Regions from separate parts of the Homo sapiens genome. Here region 2 is linked to region 1. A link is a loop called in an ENCODE intact Hi-C map of the cell type or tissue named here. Cell type or tissue: chondrocyte. All regions are shown on one strand. Each heading gives the region's core, and the rest is flanking DNA. Links, peaks and the distances in the headings are about the cores only. Region 1 has its middle 31 kb from the start of LINC01732. Region 2 overlaps XPR1 (xenotropic and polytropic retrovirus receptor 1).

Region 1 (5,380 bases), core at 292-5,291:
ACCATAATTTGGAAACTGTCATAGTTGTGGTTGATTCTGGCAGGAGACATCAATGGAGGCTAAGATTGGGAGATGCAAGTTTGATAAAGAACAGGATTACCTCCCCACAAAATGCCATCAATTTAAAGGGGGTAAATGGGGTCTTTATAGGAGAGAAACCTGGCAGACAAACGTTGGTACGTGACTGGTGATCAAAATAAACAGTTCCAGTTGTGGAATGGATTGACATCCTATGTCTCCTCCTTCCACCCCATGCAATTTGCTGAAATGAGAATAGCATCATTTCTGTGGTGTTCTTATCAAGGGAGCATGACCCAAGTCTGGACACCAGGACATTAGACAGACCCAGGGACGTCCTGCAGAATGAAAGGTTTGTACTCTTTAAAACAGTCGATGACATGAAAGACAGGGAAAGACTAAGAAACTGTTTCAAATTGGAGAAAACTAAAGAGGCACAAGAACCATGCAACTTGTATTCCTGGATATGATCTTGGACTAGAAAGGAAAAAGAGACATTGTTGGGACAGCTTGAAAATTTTGAATGGGGTCTGTGGATTGGATGGCAGATGTGTCCAAGTGCAAGCCCTGACTTGAAAGGTTCTATGGTGGCTATGTAGGAGATTATATAGTCCTAGTTCTGTAATAAATGATTTAACATGGCCAGGTGTGGTGGCTCATGCCTCTAATCCCAGCACTTTGGGAGGCCAAAGCAGGCAGATCACTTGAGGTCAGGAGTTCAAGACCAGCTTGGCCAACATGGTGAAATCCCCGTCTCTACTAAAAATACAAAAATGGCCCTGGCATCGTGGCGGGTGCCTGTAATCCCAGCCACTCAGGAGGCTGAGACAGGAGAATCGCTTGAACCCAGAAGGCAGAGGTTGCAGTGAGCCAAAATTGCGCCACTGCACTCCAGCCTGGGCAACAGAGTGAGACTCTATCTCAAATAAATAAATAAATACATAAATGATTTAACAGTTTGCCAAGGACCAAGGGAACAGCTTCCTCACTTCACGCAACAGAACATATAAAGATACATTTGAAACATCTTCATCCTTTGTTTATTTTCTAATATAATATGCTGAACTCCATCTAACATCATGGCATGGCCCCAACATCCTCTTTGGCCATTTGTCTTTCAGTCTATCGCTAAGAATTTATCTTCTTCCTGACCTGCTACTTCCTGGTTTTCTAACTTCAGGAGCTTTTTGTTCATTGAGGGTGCAAGCTTTTATTCTGCCTTGAAGCACTCTCCCCATTAGCTAGGAGATTTTTTGACAAGAAAGGTGTATCTAAGCCCATTTTCTGTAAAATCTGTCATTGCCTAAGTGGTACCCTGCTGCTTGAGTCCTCATTCGTCTCCATGGCAATGTTCTGAAACTAGTCTGCTTGTGTAAGTTCAAGGCCCATCAAATTATTTACCCTAACAGAGTCTTTGTATCCCACCAATGCACACACAGACACATTCAGTGCATCATAGCAGCAACCTTCAAAAACGTAGCCACAGTTTGGTTTATATTCATTTCAGAAACAACCTCATCTTTTGAACTGGATAGTCCACTCATCAGCTGAGCTTCGTTTACTCATCCATTCATTCATGTGTGTGGGCTTAGTGAGGGGTGACATAAAAACTTACCTCTTCCTTGGGGGCTGGAGTAGGAATCAGGGATGGCTTCATGGAGGAGTAGTTAGCTGACCACTGAAGGAGAAGGGCTTTCCTGACAAAAACAAAGCACAAAAGCATGGAGCTATGAATGAGATGACCAGGCTGGGGAATGGGGTGAAGGAGGGTGGTAATGAGAGGTACAGAGGAGAGGCAAGAGAGAAGGATGGGAACACTCTCCTAAGTATAAAATACTGAGGAATTGGCACTTTTCTTTAAGGCACTGAGGAAGATTTTAGGAGGAAATGCAGCATCCTCCGATTCATGTTTTCAAAAGCTCTCATTTGCTGCTGCACTGAGGTTTGATTAAAGGGTAAAGTCTCAGGGGCAGAAACACACTGACGAGGGCCTGAGCACACCACAGAGTGAGGGTGCACGGTGGAGATTCAGGCACCACTTCAGAGGCAGGCTGGGGAGGACCCAGTGACCATCAGATGGAGGAGAGAGGGACACTGCAGGGATTTCTGAGCCTGTTTAATGTCCAAGAAGGGAGAGTGTGGGAGAGAAGATAAAGAGTTTCATTTGGTACAGTTTGAGGAGTCTCTGAGACATTTAGTAATAAAATTAGATTTTGGCACACCCCCTGTCCTCCAATTTCCCCACACCCTTCATTCTCTATCACAGGGATGAAGCAACCTGATGAGCTAATCTCCACTGAGGTTGAATTAAGATTTAAAGGTTTAACCTGTGACTCCCCCACAGGAATTGCATTTTCATTTAACAGGAGTACCACTTAGCCAATCTTAATCAAAGGAAGGACTCTCTTTTAGCAAAATTCCAGGCAATGTGATGAGCAAGTTGGGGAGATGTTTTCAGGCAGGGAGATCTGCCAAACACCCCTCATATCACATGACAGAGGCTACAGCTACAAACTGTCTTAGTGAAGAGAATTCCCTGTTGAAGTTTCCCCTTCATTCCAAAAAACCCAGTTCATCCCATAAACAAAGGGATCTTCCTCCAGGCAGGACGATGATCTCTTATGGTGGGGTGGCGGGACAGCAGATGTCACAGAGGCCTGGGGTCACTGAGTTCAAGTCCTGGGTCTGCCATTTATTGCTGTATAATCTTGGGCAGTTATTTAATTTTTCTCTAAGACTCGACTTCACCATCCATTAAACAGGAGTTCAGAGCATTTGCCTCTGAGGCTGTTGTGAGCCCAGATTTAAATCACATGGTCACTGTAAACACTAGTTCCTTCTCCTCCCACCCCCAACCCTCACCTCCCCAACTTATTACTTCAGACTTGAAACACCATCAGTCATTCTCACTGCCTCCACCATTTATCTCAGTGTCTTTCAACACCCAATTCACTTAGAGAAGCCTAATTTTCTTCCTGTTCATGCGCTATTAGCTGCTCTGACAACTCTAGGTGATGAAAACCCATTTGTGTGGGACAGGCTGAGCCTCCACACCCAGCGGAGCGGGCTGTGTCTGCGAGCCGCCTGCAGGGGGCAGCATCGGGCAGCGTAAGGCAACGCCAGGGCTCCCTTGTAAAACGCTGGGGTCGGTCTGGGGAGGGCCGCAGAGAAGGCGTTTCAATTCAGACTCCAGCTGACAAAGGATCCATTTTACTCCATGCGGGTCTGACGCAGTCTGTCAGAGAGTCAGGTCTTTGGTAAACAAGAGTGCAGGGAGTGGCTATCCAAAAGCAACCCCGACCCGCGCAAGTCCAGCAGCGTTTTTCCCAAACCCACACCGGGACTAGGTTACCTTTTAATAAGCACGGGTGAGAGAAGCAGAAGACATCTCCTTATGAACTCACGGGGCCCTTGTTGCGGATGCGCCTTTCACCCCCAGTGAAGTAGTGGGAGAGAGCCCTTGACAAGGACAAGAAGGGGAGCTTAACCTCCCCCTCCCCATAAGCATTTTTAGATTTTCCCACACACTCAGCCCCTTCGAGGAGTCCTGGAGAAAACAAAAGAAACAGACACAGATGCTGATTCTAAAGAAGCTATTAATATTGTTGAAAAGACATGCAGATGTGAAGCTGGGATGCAAGGGTACACATGATCATGCTCTGTTTCTGAGAAAGCCTGGTGGCTCCGTGTCCCCAAAGCCCCAGGATGCACAGGCCAACCTGGGATGAATTTCTATGATTTGTGAATTTGTTGACGTGGAAAAACAAAGGGGCAGAACGTTTAAAATCAATCAAGCCTGCCCTGGAAGTCCAGAATATGGGATCGCCGAAGGGACAGATGATCAGAGCTGTAGGAATTTGAGGAAGGGAGCTATTGATGAATGTGGTGTTAAGTGGCCTGGACAAGCCAGTGGACTTGGTCATTCCTGAGAGCCTCGGGCCTCTGTGCCAATGAGAGACACTCATCACCCACTCTCCTATTGACTTTGGCTGGGGAGGGGAACTGCTATGTCACCATGACATCATCACCTTCCAGGAATCATCGAGTCAGCCTCAGCCCTCGAGGCCCCGGAAGTGGAGGCCCCAAGGCAGGACCCACTCACTTCCTCCTAGCCAAAGGCCAGGGGAGAAGGGGCTGCTCCCCACAGAGCTTTGGGCCTGTTTTTCACCACCCTCTCCCAGTACTCAAGGCAGCCAGGACCTGACCCAGGGTAGGTCAGCTTTGCAAAGAGACAGACATCAGCATGGTGCCAGCTGCACCACGCCCACCCACACTCTCACACTGTGGGAGAGAGGCCCCCAGTGGAGAATGGCAGTGGCTGAGAGTTGAAATGCAAGCATCCCTGGTAGAGGTCGGGCTTGTAGCTTTACCAGTCCTTCATACCTCCTTATGTACATGAGCTTCTAAGGGAAAAAATGTGATGGAGGAAGGAATTAGGAATGAAGTAAGAGGGAGTGGGGGCTGGCAGGAACAAGTGCAGAAAGCCGAGGTGGGGAGGGCTAAAAGGAAACCTGTGCCCACTTCATAGCTGAAGGTCACTGCAGATCTGGTGTCACCTGCAGATAGTCATGGGGGGAGGCAGATCGGTCCAGGCCCATTCCTTTCCGGAAAGACAGTGAGCACCACACAGCTCAACTCATCCCATGGCCAGAAGCCCAGGTACAGCACCAGAGGGTATCCACCTGTGGCCCTCAGGGGGTGACTTCCTCTTGCCCTTTCCTCCAGCATAGTCACAGGTGCCTCCCCCATCTTCCCCATATCAGAACTTTCCCTTCTCTGCTAAGAGGATTCAAACCAGTATCTGTCCACACCACATCAGCATCTGTTTCATCTTTTCATTAAACTCAGTGTTCCATTGCTCTGTAAGCTGGTCTTAGGAAAAAGAAAATTAACCAGTAGGCAATAATACGATTTTCTAGCATGGCAAACATCCTATACTCCTCCTACCCCCACTAACACACACACACACATACACACACACACGTGTGCACACACACAATTGGCCATGTTTACTACATTGATTCACTTAATGCCAACAACACCCTGCCAGGTAAATATCTCCATCTTCCAGCTGAGAACACTGCAATTCAGAAAGGGAAAGGAAGTTCTCCAGGGCACACAACTAGTGAGTGACAAAGCCAGTCTCAGAAGCCAGGTCCGTCTGTCTCCAAGGAGCTGGGATCTTTGCATTTGGGTACTCTGACTCAAAATAGGAGCCTCCTCTGCCTCTGAGTCAGAAACTTTAAAATTAGAATTTCATTCAGCGATTCACAAAATCTTAAGGTTGGAAGAAATGTTGAAGGTTGTCCAGGTCCATGACCCGGCAGACATCTGCCTCTCCTGCATAGCAGTGTTCTGGCTT
Region 2 (5,380 bases), core at 126-5,125, 510 kb after region 1:
CAGCTGTGGTTAATCTGTACAAGTTGGGCAAAGTCTTCCAAACTTTTATTATGTCAAATCCCTATTTAAAAAAAGTTTTATTATGTATCTCCAATATATGCATATTTATTTATTAATTATACCCATCTGTATCTGTGTACAATGTAAAACAAAATTGTTTAAAATAGAAGTTTTAAAAAGATGACACAAGGATGAAATAATTTCTACCTTTCATTTATGAACAGTACAAAAATATTTTTGATCTAAGAAATTATCAATAACAATGCTTTGAGAGAACATAACTGAAAAGTTTCATTTTTTTAATCTTCATTAAAAAAACAAAAAAGTTTTTTAAATAAATAAAACCTTCATTTAACATTTTATGATACAGTGTTTCAAAGGTCCAGTTCAAAGTTCAGGATTCATTTGATTTTGAAACTTAATTAATGGCTATAAACTGAAAAAACAGACCTTACAAAGGCAGAATACTCATAATATATACACTTACAGTCAAGTTCATTGTGACTGACAGTAGATGTAAAACCTTACTTCAAAGAGTTAGCTTAGGCCAGGAGTGGTGGCTCATGCCTGTAATCCCAGCACTTTGGGAGGCTGAGGCAGGCGGATCACGTGAGAACAGTAGTTCGAGACCAGCCTGGCCAACATGGTGAAGCCCTGTCTCTACTAAAAATACAAAAATTAGCTGGATGTAGTTGCGCGCGCCTGTAATGCCAGCTACTTGGGAAGCTGAGGCACAAGAATGGCTTGAACCTGGGAGACGGAGGTTGTAGTGAGCTGAGATCAGGCCACTGCACTCCAGCCTGGGTGACAGAGCAAGACTCCGTCTCAGGAAAAAGAAAAAAGAATTAGCTTAATAATTTTTAAATTTTTGGCGAACTTCTTGTCAAGTCTACTAAAGTGTTATTGTTTTTATCTGTAATTTGGCTGCCAAAAAGCTAGTACTAGAAGGAGAAACCTCAGCTCTGTTGTCATTTTCTTGTTGTTCACTTGTGCTTGCATTATTGGTATTACTGTTATGGAATCTTTACAGGAGTCTTTTTAAGACATGTCTATTTCCTAGCGGTTGATTTGGCTAAAACTAGATAATAATTTATAGATTCATTTAATTATGCACCCATAACTGGATTAATGATTATCTGCCAAAGCGAACAAACAAGTGAAAAAGCCACTGGCAATCCTTCTGTTTTCTTCAGTATACCTGTGCATGACCTCCTTAGCAGGGGTACTGCATCAATCCATTTATTAAATACTAGTAAAATTGTATTTCTTCCTTTTCTTATGCATAAAAATAAGTAAAATTAACAGTTCTGTCTTCCCTTACTTTTCCTTTTTTTTTTTTTTTTTTTTTGAGATGAAGTCTTACTCTGTTGCCAGGCTGGAGTGCAGTGGCACAATCTCAGCTCACTGCAACCTCCGCCTCCCCGGTTCAATCGATTCTCCTGCCTCAGTCTCCCGCGTAGGTGGGACTACAGGCATGCACCACCACACTCAGCTAATTTTTGTATTTTTAGTAGAGATGGGGTTTCACCATGTTGGCCAGAATGGTCTCAATCTCTTGACCTCAAGTGATCCGCCTGCCTCGGCCTCCCAAAGTGCTGGGATTACAGGCGTGAGCCACCGTGTCCAGCCCCCTTACTTTTCTAATACTGTCTTCTCTTTACTCCATGGGAGTTTTGGGCACACTCCTTTGGGGCCTACAACTCAAATATACCTGAAATCCTTACCCAGCACAACTCAATCATTCTCTTAAATGCTTCCCAGATTAGGACTGAATTTGAAGCTAGGACTAAGTTTCCATGGTCACCCCAGGTCAAATAAGATTCTTAGGTTCTTATGATCTGGGCCTTCACCCAAAAGCTGATCCAAAACCAACCTTCAGGATAAACGGACAAGTATAATCTTTCCAGCATACTCACGCTGACACACTTAAAGATGATAAAGAATAGTTATAGCTTCCTGTCTTTACAACATTCATTCACTCACTTAAGAAACATTTGTAAATGCCAACCATCTCATTGACGCAATCATTTACAAGTGTTATCTTAAACACACTATACTATACTTTGATTTACAAAAGTGTCTGAAAGAAAAAGTGTGGTTTGTGCCCCATCGGGTGGCCAAACTGGATATTTCAAACAAGTTGCAGCAACTCAAGTTAAACCTACCTAATCAACATAATACCTTTGGGAAACTGAAGCCTGTAACACAAGTGTTCCCATGGGAGAGTTCTATAAATGAAAATCGTTAATAATGTTATGGTAATGTCTCCTTATACCTGAATATAATGGAAGTGTAGTTCATGCAGAACCTCTCCTTTCCAAAATCCTGCAATAAAAAATTAATTCATCGTCATCCCTTTTTAAGTTAAATAAGAGAGTTTCACTGGGTTAACATCTTATTCACAGATCAAAATATCAAAAATTTTTGAAAGGATATTATTAATTTTAAAGGATGCTATTAATACTCCTGTTAAGTTCTGTCCTCTTCATATACCAAACATAATAAAACCATTTAAAAACACAGAATTTTAGAGCTGGATGAGTCCTTAAATAATACGGGGGTTGTGAGCTTAGAAATCAAGTCCAATTCTCTAACATTAAAGAAACTCAGATGTTTCTTAGCTAAAAGAAGAAATGGTTTCATCAGGATCACACAGTGTGACCGGACTCTCAATGCTTACACATGCTCAAGAGACATATACACATATTCCTAAACAAGTGGCTTAACCCCTCTGGACCTTAGTTTCCTTGCCTGGAAAAACAAGGTAGATAATCTTTAAATTCCCTTTTAGCTCTAAAATCCTGTAATTTAGAAACCTTGTTATTTTATTACAAAACAAAGGATACACTGAAAAAAATCATTCCTGGGTCCTGAGAAACCAAAGAAACACAAGGCCCTAGGGAAAGTCAGCAGCCTAAGGCACCAAATATATTTGCTTCTTCTGCTAATATTCTGCAAAATATTAACATGGTCATATTAGTCTATTTGGTTGAAACCAGTCTCAGTTAATTTTGATTAATCAATTGCAGAGCTTTAAAATATATAGTCACTAATTCTAAATTTTAAAAAAGCTCTTACAAAGATTTACCGGTGTTCTATTTTACATGTCAAAATTTATACTCAAACAGATTACTGGAAACAGGAATAGTCTCGGCTTGTTTGTGTTTATTCTTTGCACAAACTACTTACAAATGGATTGAAGAGATTTTCTTTATATGGCTTCTCCATGTTGGTCTGTTATTTTATGCTTTATTATTCTGCCTATGAAGACTGAATCTATGAACACCACAACTTATTTTTAAATTAAAAAACATAATAATTTTCAGGATATTGATGGGTTATTATCATTAATAATTTTATCAGTTCAAGGAATAAAAGCCATTAAAAGTTAAATCAAAAACATGACCTATAATGGACCTTGAAAAGCTCTGGCCCTATATACTTACTTTATGGAAGAAGAGCGAGCCCGGGAAAGGCAAAAAAGATTGTCCCCAGGTCTCATGGCTAACACATACAAAAACTAGTATTTACTGTGCTACAATATATACATATTATATATAATTAAATATAATTACAGATGTAAAACAAAATTTTCAGATTCTAATTCTCTGCTTATTTCAAGTAATATTTAATATAGCAAAATGACACAAAAACCAAAGAAGCTGAACAGTTCACATTGATTCACGATACTAGAAAGCACCCTAGGCTAGAAACCAAGGGTAAAATACAAAAATTTCACCACCAGTGCTTGAAAAACAAATCCCAGCATCTGTTCTACTGATAGCATTTTAAGAGCATCATCTTCATATGAGAAACTACAATTTAATTCATTATGAAAAGGTCCTTTTCTCTAGAGAATTTTTATGGATGTCCTTTTTCCCCAAAGTTTTAAACTGCTAAAATTCCTGGACTCTAAAGACTCTTATTTACATCTCTCTATTACTTTTAAAGGAATAGCACCAACTCTTCAGAAACAACACACAAAACAAGATTCCAACCCTATAAAATATTGGTTGATTCCAACTTACAAAGAAAAGTGCGCCTCATTTAATTTTGTCTACCAAACAATGAGTTTATCTAGGACAGGAGCCATATAGTAGGAACTCTCCGCAGAATCAAATTTCAATTATCCACAATAAACGAATTTTTCAAAACATAATTTATAACTGCCCTGAGAAAGATAATGCAGACACAACATAATCTCAGGAATTTTGCCCCTCTGTGACCAACCTACAGTAAACATTTAGGAACAGTATCCAAGTGGACTATGTGAATGAGGAGTCCCAGAATCAATGTGGTTCTCCAGCCACAAAACTGACATTACAAATTAAGAGGGTTGCATTTTCAAACTAAATCGTATGCTTCTCCTTCCAGCCCCAGATATTGCAAATTAATACAATTCCATGAAATAGTTAAGTGTCGAAATACCTAAAATGAATCATGGCATACATCCAGCCACTATTACTTCTGCCCAAAGCATTCCATGCTACATAACAAATATAAGATGTGCTTCAGCATGCTCCTATCCTGTGCCTCTGTGAAGAACTGGCAGTGGTGCTGAAAATTACTACTAGAAAGATGAAAGACCAATACCCTTCTTTCAATAAAAACCATCACTTGGATTCTAGCCAAGGTTTTAAAACTAAATGTTATTAGAAACAATAAATCAACTCTGCAGGCTGAAATGTTAGTCCCTTATTTCACTCATTCTTACAAAACATGGCCACAAAATACTGTAAGAAATTGAGTGACAATAAAGCATTAATAATTATAGGCCTTTCATTTCTAGCAATAATGAAATACTCTAGGTTGCAAGTGAATTTATTTCACAATATTCAAGATTCCGTTTAACCTACCTGCATCTCTTTCCCTGTCTTCTTCAATTATTACAATGGCTATATGAATAAATACACTCACTGCTATTGCCCAAACCTCCTATCACTAAACTTATATAAAAATTAAATGGAGAACTAAAATAGTTTAATTCATAAAATCTAGCTAAGTTATGTGTGTTCATATTGATTTTATATTCTTTGTTCCTGCACACAAAACAGATGTGAATTCCTGGAGGTTACAGATAAGTCTGTCTTTCTCTATCCAGGAGCTGAATTGCCAGCTACTGAGAATAACCTATTGCAATGCTTAAAGCCTCTTAGGTATCTTGTCTTCTGAACATATAAATGGGTTCATTATCTTTATTTTTCCCTTTATTAATGTAAGGTTCCTTATTATCTATTAAATACCTTCCAGCAGTGTTAGCACAGAAATTGGGAGGGAATGGGGAGCATGATTTCTGTAATACACAGGTAAGGTATATTGTTTACAATATACTAATTTTCTCCCCAGCTAGCAAAAACTTAGCAGAAAATAAAAAAATGTT

The links. Peaks named below come from ENCODE experiments on the same cell type or tissue, not always from the same donor. Only the 100,000 strongest peaks of a DNase experiment are listed, where the experiment ranks them.
Region 2: it touches region 1 in a loop (2.1-fold over the local background); 16 of 110 quality-filtered maps call a loop at or near these places.

What each region holds. Positions count from the first base shown.
Region 1 is chr1:181,140,391-181,145,770 of GRCh38, reverse strand. No RefSeq gene overlaps it. Among named protein-coding and RNA genes, the nearest start is that of LINC01732, 31 kb to the left of the region's middle. RefSeq lists enhancers at 3,648-4,148, 4,160-4,239, 4,149-4,649 and a cis regulatory region at 3,795-4,344. In chondrocyte, for the core only: a CTCF peak has its summit at 3,119 (motif pointing right); a DNase peak (open chromatin) is centred at 3,151.
Region 2 is chr1:180,633,019-180,638,398 of GRCh38, reverse strand. All of the region lies in intron 1 of XPR1 (xenotropic and polytropic retrovirus receptor 1), which reads right to left. Among named protein-coding and RNA genes, the nearest start is that of XPR1, 3.7 kb to the right of the region's middle. In chondrocyte, for the core only: CTCF peaks have their summits at 1,891 and 2,094; no DNase peak of the experiment used is centred there.